Linked DNA regions of Homo sapiens: region 2 is linked to region 1. Evidence: chromatin contacts called from ENCODE Hi-C data. All regions are on one chromosome and are shown on one strand. Each heading gives the region's core, a stretch centred on a gene start or an enhancer-like site at or near the end of the contact. The rest is flanking DNA. Distances are from core to core; before and after follow the strand shown. Region 1 holds the start of RPUSD4 (RNA pseudouridine synthase D4). Region 2 overlaps IGSF9B (immunoglobulin superfamily member 9B).

The links. Hi-C counts contacts between places; a loop is a spot of excess contacts on that map. Pooled maps may share reads with other maps.
Region 2: a pooled map shows a loop between it and region 1 (9-fold over the local background). The contact joins the enhancer-like site here to the promoter of RPUSD4 in region 1. A Hi-C loop is called at or near these places in 3 of 50 pooled maps.

The regions. Positions count from the first base shown.
Region 1 is chr11:126,210,314-126,215,075 of GRCh38, forward strand. It overlaps RPUSD4 (RNA pseudouridine synthase D4), which reads right to left and starts at 1,337. Exons shown (of 7, transcript NM_032795.3): 1 at 1,137-1,337; 2 at 577-742. The coding sequence starts at 1,325. It overlaps FAM118B (family with sequence similarity 118 member B), which reads left to right and starts at 1,469. Exons shown (of 9, transcript NM_024556.4): 1 at 1,469-1,517. It also overlaps the pseudogene RNU4-86P. RefSeq lists an enhancer at 1,122-1,351.
Region 2 is chr11:133,941,426-133,946,445 of GRCh38, forward strand. It overlaps IGSF9B (immunoglobulin superfamily member 9B), which reads right to left. Exons shown (of 20, transcript NM_001277285.4): 2 at 4,636-4,833; 3 at 2,795-2,941. Among named protein-coding and RNA genes, the nearest start is that of IGSF9B, 13 kb to the right of the region's middle. RefSeq lists an enhancer at 3,584-4,312. Within about 2 kb of position 3,771, at least 11 of the 41 ENCODE cell types and tissues checked have a DNase peak (open chromatin) inside an H3K27ac peak, as active enhancers do.

The sequences.
Region 1 (4,762 bases), core at 87-2,586:
ATCTCCGTATCTCCCCAAAAAGCATTACCTTCTTCTAGCTAAAATGGGCCTTTTCCCTCTTTCACAAATGCATTTTTTAAATCAATCTTTCCTGATTCACTTCAGCTGTCCCTGACAACTACATGCAACATCTGTTGAAAGACATTTGAAGGTCCACTAAATTCCAGTCACTCTGGGGTTGTATGTTACATATACTCCAACATACATACACACACACACACACACACACACACACACCCCCTTTTTTCTTATGTATCATTTTCTCATTCCCAGTTCTGATGGAAGATAACCTTTAGTCTAGAACCACACAGCCTTTGTATATCTCTACAGCGATCCCTGTAGTCTGCACACAGCGTATTCTACGAATTGCTTACTGTCAGATGTTTAGAAAGGGAGGACTGTCTTATTTATTTATTTCTGTGTTCTCGGTGGTTCCTTATATTGGACGGTAGTTTACAAAAGTTTAATTAATTTGAATGCAAGGCTTTAGAGTGCACCACAAGTAACGTCTCAGTTTTCCTCGGTTGTAGCAGAAAGCAGCTGCAGGTTCCTCCACCTTTCCCGCGTGGTCCTTACCATGCACAGGGAGACCGTAGGGCTTATTGATGACCACAAGGTTCTTGTCCTGGTGGAGAATTCCTCGGGTCAGTGCCTTAGCAAGCACGTTGGGGTGGACTCGCTGCAGCTGCCGTGTGAACCGCACTATTTCTTGCACTCTCCGCTGAACAGCGTTTGTGGACACCTAGGGAGAAAGAAGGAGCCGTGGGGAATGCCTGGTGCGGAAGCCGTGGAGAAGACCTTCCATAAAGGTCTGGGTGAGAATCTGAGTAGGGAATGACTATCTTTGCATCAGACCCGCGCCGCCTTCGACTAATTTGAGAGCAGAGATACCCATCTGTCTAACCTGCGTACCGACGCAGTGGTTAGGACTGAGCCTGACAGTAGCCAAAGATCCAGCTCACGGGAAAACACCGTACCCTTACTGACCCCTCCCCTCCGCCTTCTCCCCATTCTCCCACCTTGCGTCCGGGCTATTGACTCACACGCTTTCACTCAGAGGACCCTCCTACCTACTCCCCGTCTGGGAAACCAATGAGCGCACTGCCTCTAGGGAGTTCTGGTCCCTTTGGACTCACCGGCTCCTTCTTTGTGTCTTGTTCCCGTTTCTGGGCTCGGAGCTTCTCCGCTAATCTCTGGGCATTTATGGCCGTAGAGGCAGCGGCAGCGGCACAAAATGGCTTTGAGACGAGAGTGAAGAGACTCCCGCAACCTTGGCCGTTTCCCCGGATCCAGGGGCCCGACGCGCTCCACCTGGGCGCCGCCATCTTACAAGGAAGGGCGGGGCGAGCCAAGACCACGTGGAGAAGGGCGACTACAATGAGGCGGGAGTGGGTGGGCCCTGCAGGTCACGTGGTGCGGGGTGGGGCCTGGGCGAGTCACGTGGGGACGGTGCGCGCTCAGTGCGGCTGCGCCGGCCGGTAGCTGCAGCTGGAGCAGTGGCGTTTGGAGGAGACTCGGTGAGTGTGTAGGGAAGCCGGGCTGGGGCTGGGAAATGCCGGTGCCTCAACGGTTTAACGTTTTCTGCGTCCCCGGGATTTCCGTTCAAGAAGAGCACTGGTCTGAGAAACGTTTCTCCTTTTGGTACACGATCCCACTCAAAAACTCCTCCCCGCCCCCGCGCCCCCTTAGGAGCGATGTCCCATAAACGCTCGCCCCAGAGCCCTCCTAGGCACCGACGCCGTCCCTCTTAGCCACTGAATCTCCGGTGATCCGCCAGTCCCCTGCGGGACGCGTCGGGGACCCTCTTGATCGGATGCCCGGATCTCTGTAGTCTCTCCACCCTTCATCTTCCAACTCCCAGCCTCTTTGTTTCGCGTTGTAACCTGTACCCTTCTCCTAAGGATGACGGCCCCTTCCCTTATCCAGGGCCCCCAGCACCTATTTCCTACTTAGGAAGCACTGTGAGTGTTTTTTCTGCCCTTCCTCAAGAATTCATTTCTTGGGGGTCTCCTCCCTACCTTCCCTACTCCTCCTAAAGAAAAAGCTGAAAGAACGGAGCACAGACCTTCACTTTTCCTGTTTCCTTTATTTTTCCTCTCCATAGTTTGCAACCACACCATACCTCCTCTCACGAGATGCGATGTTGGGATTCCCTTGCCCGAACTGCAGGCGACTCCCTCTGATTTCACTCAGGGGTGGCTGGGAAGATAAACATCTGTTTGGGATGGTAGTGTTAAAAATAACTTGGGATATACCTGCCATTTGTTAAGAGGAAAGCTTATGCTGAGTTCAGAAAGAATGTCCTGAAAACTAATGGATCTGTGACGATAGAAGGAACAATTTTTTAAGACTGCTTGGAATGAAGGCTGCCTGAGGAGTTATTAGAGAATAGGTAGTTGAATTAGATTTGGGTTCTACACCTCCTAAAGGGTTTGGCAGAAGGGAGCCGTACCAACAAGAAACAAAGTTGATCAGGTGGAGCTACTCATAGAAGACTCAAGTTGAAGAGTTTGAACTAGAGGTGATACGTAGTGAGGAGTCTTTGAAGCTTTTCGAGTAGGGCAGAGAGACTCCTTGAAAGTGGAATTCTGGAAATGAATCTGGCAGTTGAATGCAGGACAGATGGGGAAGGAAAGGGTTTGATAGTGGGGAAGGAAAGGGTTTGATAGTAGGAAAACTAGTTACAATCTAGGTGGTCAGTGATGAGGTCTGGTCTTTTCCCCCTACACTGTAACTCCTTTGAGTTTGAATTAATTGAGTTATGCAGGTCAAGGCGTACTCTTGGCAGCTGCTGTTGATCTGTGAGTCCCTGGAAGAATTTTTTTTTTTAATCCACTCACCTGGCACATAGTAAACTCGATATCTGTTAGATGGCTGAAGTGCATCATAAATGTATGCTAGGTGTGTCTGAACATTTTGAATTGTCTTATTTCTGTCAATGTTTGGCCTGAAGAATGAAGGTAGAGGAAGATGTATTTGTAAAGTGGGAAAGAAGCAAGGCTTGTGTACGTTTCTCTTATAAGGCAGGTGTAAATGCAGATCCAGATACAAATGCAAAGATTTCCAAGGGAGATTGGGAAACATCTGTTTCTCCTGTTCCCCACCCACCCCCTGCAAATTTACCAGTAAGACAGAGGTCTATAAAAGTTGAGAAATTCCACCCTAAAAGAATTATTACCTTCCATGCTCCAGACCTAGGTTCTAATTTCACTTGAACATCACATATTACTTAGATACTTGAAGCTCAATTTTCCAAGGACCCTGAAGTTTTGACATCGGGACTTAAATTCATATCATTACATTAATTAAAAACTTGTTTTGGGTACAGGACTTTTATGGTTTTGTGTCGGGGATGGGAGAGGCTGTTTCTACCCTAACCTTATGGCATTCAAGAAACTACACCTGTTCTTGCAGAGTTGGCCTTCTGTGGCGGGAAACAAAATGAAGAACCAACTCAAATGTCATTGCTAGTGACACAGAGCTTATGCTCTAGGGTTTCAGGTTAACTCAAAGCACACACTTAGTGACTTAAGAATAAAAATATTGGTCCCTTTTTTCTGGAGAAGGAACTTTTAGGTTTGTCTTGTTGAAACTTTGTAGAGAAATTTAAAGAATTCAAAGTTTTTGTTTGGTATGACAGTGCAGCTTTAGCCAGTATGGGTACATAAGTTATGACATCCTTAATGTTTCTCCGGTGAGTCTAGGCACTTGGTGATTTAAAGTAGAGTTGTTCTCAGTATAAAGAATTTATGTGGCCGGGCGCGGTGGCCCACGCCTGTAATCCCAGCACTTTGGGAGGCTGAGGCGGGCAGATCACGAGGTCAGGAGATCGAGACCATCCTGGCTAACATGGTGAAACCCCCGTCTCTACTAAAAATACAAAAAAAAAATTAGCCAGGCGCGGTGGCAGGCGCCTGTAATCCCAGCTACTCGGGAGGCTGAGGCGGGAGAATGGCGTGAACCCGGGAGGCGGAGCTTGCAGTGAGCCGAGATCGCATCACTGCACTCCAGTCTGGGCAACACAGCAAGACTCCATCTCAAAAAAAAAAAAAAGAATTTATGCAAATGTCATGTCTTTTTTTTTTTTTTTTTTCCAATTTTCAAAGAGCAATAATCACCCCTCAGATAAACCTCATTGGCTGCAATACTGCCACTGCAAAAAACTCTTTTGTTTCTGTTTTTTTTTTTTGTTTTTTTTTTGTTTTTTTTTTTTTACCTCTATATTGCCTCCTCCCTGTTCCTCATTCAGCTGGTCCTTTTTTAGGCAGTTCACTTTTCCACTTCTGCGCCAATGTCACAGTCCATTTGTTGGGAACTCCTCTTGTCTAAATGTTTTCTTAGAACAAGGAAGGAAATTCTATTAGTGATTTCTTCATTCTTGCAGACTACGGCTCTGTTCAAACATGACTTATTTACATTGATTTTGATATATCATAATATGTGCCCCTAAAGTAACCATATAAAGAAGAACTTGATAGTTTCTTTTTAAAGATATTTCCTAGTCTATTCAGGAACAAAAAGGCTGCATTAGTATTTCGCAAATATAAACAAACAAGGACTAACTAATAAAGGAACTTGCGTTTATCACAAATTTAAGGTTAATTAGTGGTATAAAGTTAAGTTACGCCTCCTCAAACTGTGATTTGCTAGTTGCAGATTAACCAGCGATTCCATTTCCTTGAAGAGCAGGAAGTACTTGGACATTGTTTTATGGTTTTAGAGAGATTAAAGGAGGCAATTAGCAGGAACTCTTGGGAGGTGC
Region 2 (5,020 bases), core at 2,521-5,020, 7.7 Mb after region 1:
CTTTCATTTTCCAAAGGTGATCCCCGTCAGAAAATGCCTGACATTAAACATTCTAGTTTGAAAGCAACGTAATGCTGGTGCTTGGATTCCTTCCTTCAGTAACGGAAATTTTTATGCTGGAAGGAGCCTCGAACTTGGGAAGAAGAGAAAGGCAGAAGAGGAGAAAGGAGATCTCTCACCGCAGAAGGGTTGGTTCTGTTCTGCCTGTGCGCAGGTAGGTGCCTTGATTATGGAAAAGCGTCTTTTATTATCAGCCCTGGTTCTCAAGCCTGGAGCAGATGGTGCACCATCCCCAGCTTTCCCGCCCAGCATTTCCCTATGAACAGCCTACCCGTGTTCCCTGAATGCGCCGCTCTCCTCGCTCTGGGCTTCCGAGCACGCTTGTCCACTCTGGCTGGAGGACCCTACTCCACTTCCCACCTGCACGTGACGAACTCCCCTCCCTAGCCAGGTCTCTGAAGAGAGGCCATTTCTTCAGAGAAGTTCTCCCTCCTTTGTGCTCCCAAAGCCATATGGCAGTAATCTCTGGATGTGACAGTCTCTTGAAGTCTCCTTAAGACCTAGGACAGGGTCATGCCTCCTGCTGTATTCCCAGAGCCTGCCACAGAGTGGATGTCCAAAACTATGTTTCGAATGGATAACTGCTGGTAGACTCACAAAACTACCAAAGTCCTCTACACCTTCCGGCCTGATATCCCTGCTACTAGATTTTCATCTGACTTTGTTTTTTTTCCTCTCGAGAAGGAGGATGGCCAGCATCTCACACATAATTACCCACATGTAATTAACACTCCAGACACTGTGCAAGATCCAGCATTTCACCTAGTCCTCACAGCAGCCCTGCAAATCATAGTCCCTGCTTTTTGTAACTGAGGAACCGGAAGTCCGACAGGTAAGTAACCTTGCCCAGAGCCACACAGCTAGTACACAGTGGGTTTATGAAACGAACCTCATCTTTTAAAGGTCTCGCTCCATGCTTATCCCACTCAAAGCAATTAGGAATTCCCAAAGAACCAACTCCCACTCGTGCAAACTAACACAGATACGCTCCAGAACATAAAATTGAAGTGAGATTCTACTTTCCAGTCATACGCACGTCCACTGAATGCCTGGTGTCTCAGATTCCTGAAATGAACACTGCCAATCAGGATGATGCAAAAGAACGGAGGCAGTGCCCCAAGATGGTTTCACCCTCCCATTCAGAATAGAGCACAGTCGAGAAGGGAAGCAATGCGGGGACCCTCAGCCTGGTGTTCATCAAGGCGAGGTTTTAGCGGCAGATTTGCCTTCCTAATTACACTTTGCTTGGGCTCCTGTTCCCTGCTCACGCAACAGCTGGCACCAAAAGGCGGTGACTCAAAAGCTTACCAGGTGGTCAGAACAATCCCCCCAAGATTTCAAATATGCTTCAATCAGTCTCTTGGGACTGATTGACAGGAGCCAGCCACCTCCCACAGGCAGGGCTGGGCTAGGCAGGCTGGACCCACACCAGCCTAGGGCCACCAGCTGTAAGGTTTCTTTTCTCAAAGCCAGTGATCTTGCTAAAATATAACATATTCCGTTCTTCCAGGGTCCTGGACAAGTTCTCAGACCCAAAAGGAACACAGGTCTGGCCCAGCCCCCCCAGGCAGGGCAGACAGAGCCACCCTTCGGAGCAGATAAAAACTGAGAGAAGCTTCCAAGCCAGGAACGTCAATTTCTCTATTCTAACCACAGCATCTATGGTCTCAAGGACCGTAAGCTGTATGTGGCACACCCAAGCACCCACGCTGTTGAAGCCTCAATAACTAGCACAGTATCTGCCACACAACGGTGGCTAGATACAAATTTTGTCATCAATGGAATAACGAAGGACACATTGTTAATTTTTTGGCCAAAAAACAAAACGAAATGTTTTTTAAAACCCGCTCCCCTCCCACGACGGGGACCACTTCTCCTTCATCTTTTCTCCATGGTTCCAGCCTTCTAGCTCCTCCAGAGTACCTCCTTCCAGGGACACAAAGAGGAGACTCTCCCTCCAGGGAGACCCCGAGGACCCAGCCTCTAGTGCTGTCACCGCTGGGGACTCAGGCCCCCAGCCTAGGCCAACTCCCAGAGCTCAGCAAGCTCTTGGGGCTTCCTTGCCCTTACCCAGATCCTTGAAAAGCATCTTATCCAGCACAAGGCATTTAACCTGAGCTGTAATAACTGACGCCCATTAAAACTGTGACGCTTCCCAGGATGCCTGCATTTTACTATGTGGTAAACCCCGCACAGGCAGGGACTGGGTGCAGGTCTGCTTGCCAGTGTTTATCCATCATCAGCTGCAGAGCTGGATACACACTACACCCTTGGTACATACTAATCAAACGAATACAGTTAAAGAGAACCAAAACATCGATCTAAAAAGAAAGACTAACTCTGGGACCCCAGGAACTCCACCAGAATTGGGGTAGCAGGGTCTTCCCAAGGCTGGGAAATAATCCCAGCGGTGACCCATTTTGCCACCTTAAAGCCTCAGCCCTCCTGGTTTGAAGTAGCAGCTTCCCATGTCCCTCTAAGGACTCTGACAGCACCACACATGCAGGGAGCTGCCGCTCCTGGGCACCTGCACTGCCTGCACAGGCTTCGAGAAGACAGCAGCGGGGACACTGCAGGAGTGAGCTGATGTCTCATGGGACCACAGCAACAAGGAGGGGGGCAGGGGGTGAGATGCAGTTGGGAGAAGGGCTTCCCCTGGGGCAGGCCCACCCCGGAAACAGCCCTCAGGCACCGTTGATGGTGAGGTGGACCCACCCTGGAAGCCGTCACTCACCGTTGATGGTGAGGTGGACCCAGCTGCCATTGTGGAAGGTGTCATACTGCTGGTCCAGCATGAGCACTTTGCACTCATACCAGCCCTGGTCCTCAGAGCGAACTTGTTCCAGCCGCAGAGATGCCTTATCATGAAGACTGGCCCGGCCTGGGGGAATAGAGCAGACAAAAGCCCCACAGGCCATCAGGTAAGGACAGCAGCTCCCCGCCCCCTGCCCCAGCTAAAGACAGGGGACTCATCATAATCTTCATACCATTCCCTATGGCAGGGCTCCAGAATAACAGCTGGCACCCACCTCCAGCAGCAGGTGGCAAAGGAAAGGGCATAGCACCTTGGCCACAGAGCCACTCTCCCGCCCCAGCTGGCCCTGCCCCAGCCTGCAAGGCAACTCAATGCACTTGGCATTGAGAGCAGCCTCAGTTCCCTAGAATACTCTCATTCTTTTGGAGGTCTCCTGAGACAAAAGTAAGGCATGATGGATACAGAGCTGTGAAGAGATGAAAGAGAGAATGAAAAAGTGCCAACAGAAGAGGATGGGTGGGGGGTCTCCAGCGCACCCGGGAGCACCTCCATTCAGGCTGAGCAATATCCCTATCCCAGCAGCATTTCCAGGACTACTGGCTCACCCAGCTTCCCTCTCTAGGGCAGAGGGAAGGCAGGCTGGGGTCCAGGATGCTAGGGTCCCCTCCCAGTCCTGCTGTCAGTGCCAGAGAGACTATGTATCCTACCAAAGCCCAGTGACCCCAGGAGATGAGGGCAGCAGGGCCCAGAAGCCTGAGAACAAGGAATGGGTTGGCCATCAGAGCAAACATCCTGGAGGCACCCTTCCTCAGCTCTAATCCCCTGCCCCAGTAGGATGCCATCTGTGTCTCACATGTGGCAATGAGGAGGCCAGAGGTGCAGAAGCCTCTTCCATGACGCCAGCAGGGTGGAGCAGCCCTCGAGGTCGGCCCACCTCACCCGCTCTTAGCTCACCCCTCACCGCAGCCAATATCACCACACCTCTGCTCTCCTCCTCGTCCTGATGCTGGCAATCTGCCTAAAAACTAGACTCTCAAAGCCAACCCTGGCCAAAAAGAGAGCATGAGACATGGGCACAGGAGCGAAAGAGGGACAGAGACGGAAGCATTCTGAGAAAGGCAGGGCAGACCTCAGAAGCCACCAGCAAAGATGAAAGTGAAGGCAGTGCCCTGCCTGCTTCCTCCCTTCCTTTCAACCCCAACAACGCTCGCTCAATGACACGCACACGCACGCACACACACACCCACGCCCTCCTCTCCCGCGGGCTGGGGGGCAGGCAGCGGCAGTGAGTCACGAGGCCTTTGCTGGCAGGAGTAACTGCCAAACAGGACACAGACGGGGCCAGGAGAAGGAGAGGACAGCATGACAAGGAGGCAGACACCAGGCACCTGCAAACGGTGGGAGGCCAAAGATTCATCCATACACTCAGGACGGGAAGGCGCCCCGACTTCAGAGCCAAGAGGAAAGGGGTGGGTGCGGCCAAGCAGGGAGAGCCGTGCTGGCCCAGGGCTGCCTGACTCAGTCTGCTGTCCTCTCCATCCCACTCTCCCACCCAGGCCTCTCCAGCTTCCCCTTTGGCTCCCAGCCCTCTCCACAGCCCAGGCGGTGCTGTTCAGAAGGCTTTACCCTGCCCCACCTCCACAGCCCTCTCCTCCCACCGCTTGATTAGAACCAACAGAGGACAAAGGATGGGAGGAACCAGGCAGAGACTGGGAAACAGAGATAAAGAGTGGTCAGGACAAGGCAGGGGCCAGAGGGGAACCACCGAGGAGCTGACTCCAGCTGGGGAAGGTGCGGGAGACCGGGTGCCCAGACCTTACCTGCATACTCAGGGTCCACGTGCGGCGGGTAGTAGCCAAACTTGATGAAGATAGGGATGGGGACCCCGAACTTGAACCACTCTACGACATAGGGTGGGGGCTGTCCCGTCACTGGGTGGATCACGTCGCATCGCAGGACCACGCTCTCCCCAGCTCTTGCCGTCACAAACTCGGGCTCCTCTCGCAGGCCGTGGGCGCCTGATGGGGACGGCCAGGTTGGACACAGAAAGGAGGTGACAAAGAGATCCTGCCCCAGCAGCCCCATGTCCGTGTCACAGGGTCACCCCGCCCCCCACCAGCTGCCCTCCATGGGCCACCGTACCCTCCCAGGAGGGTCCCAGGCACACCCTCCATCCCTCTCCCCCTCGCTGCTCATACCTCCCTC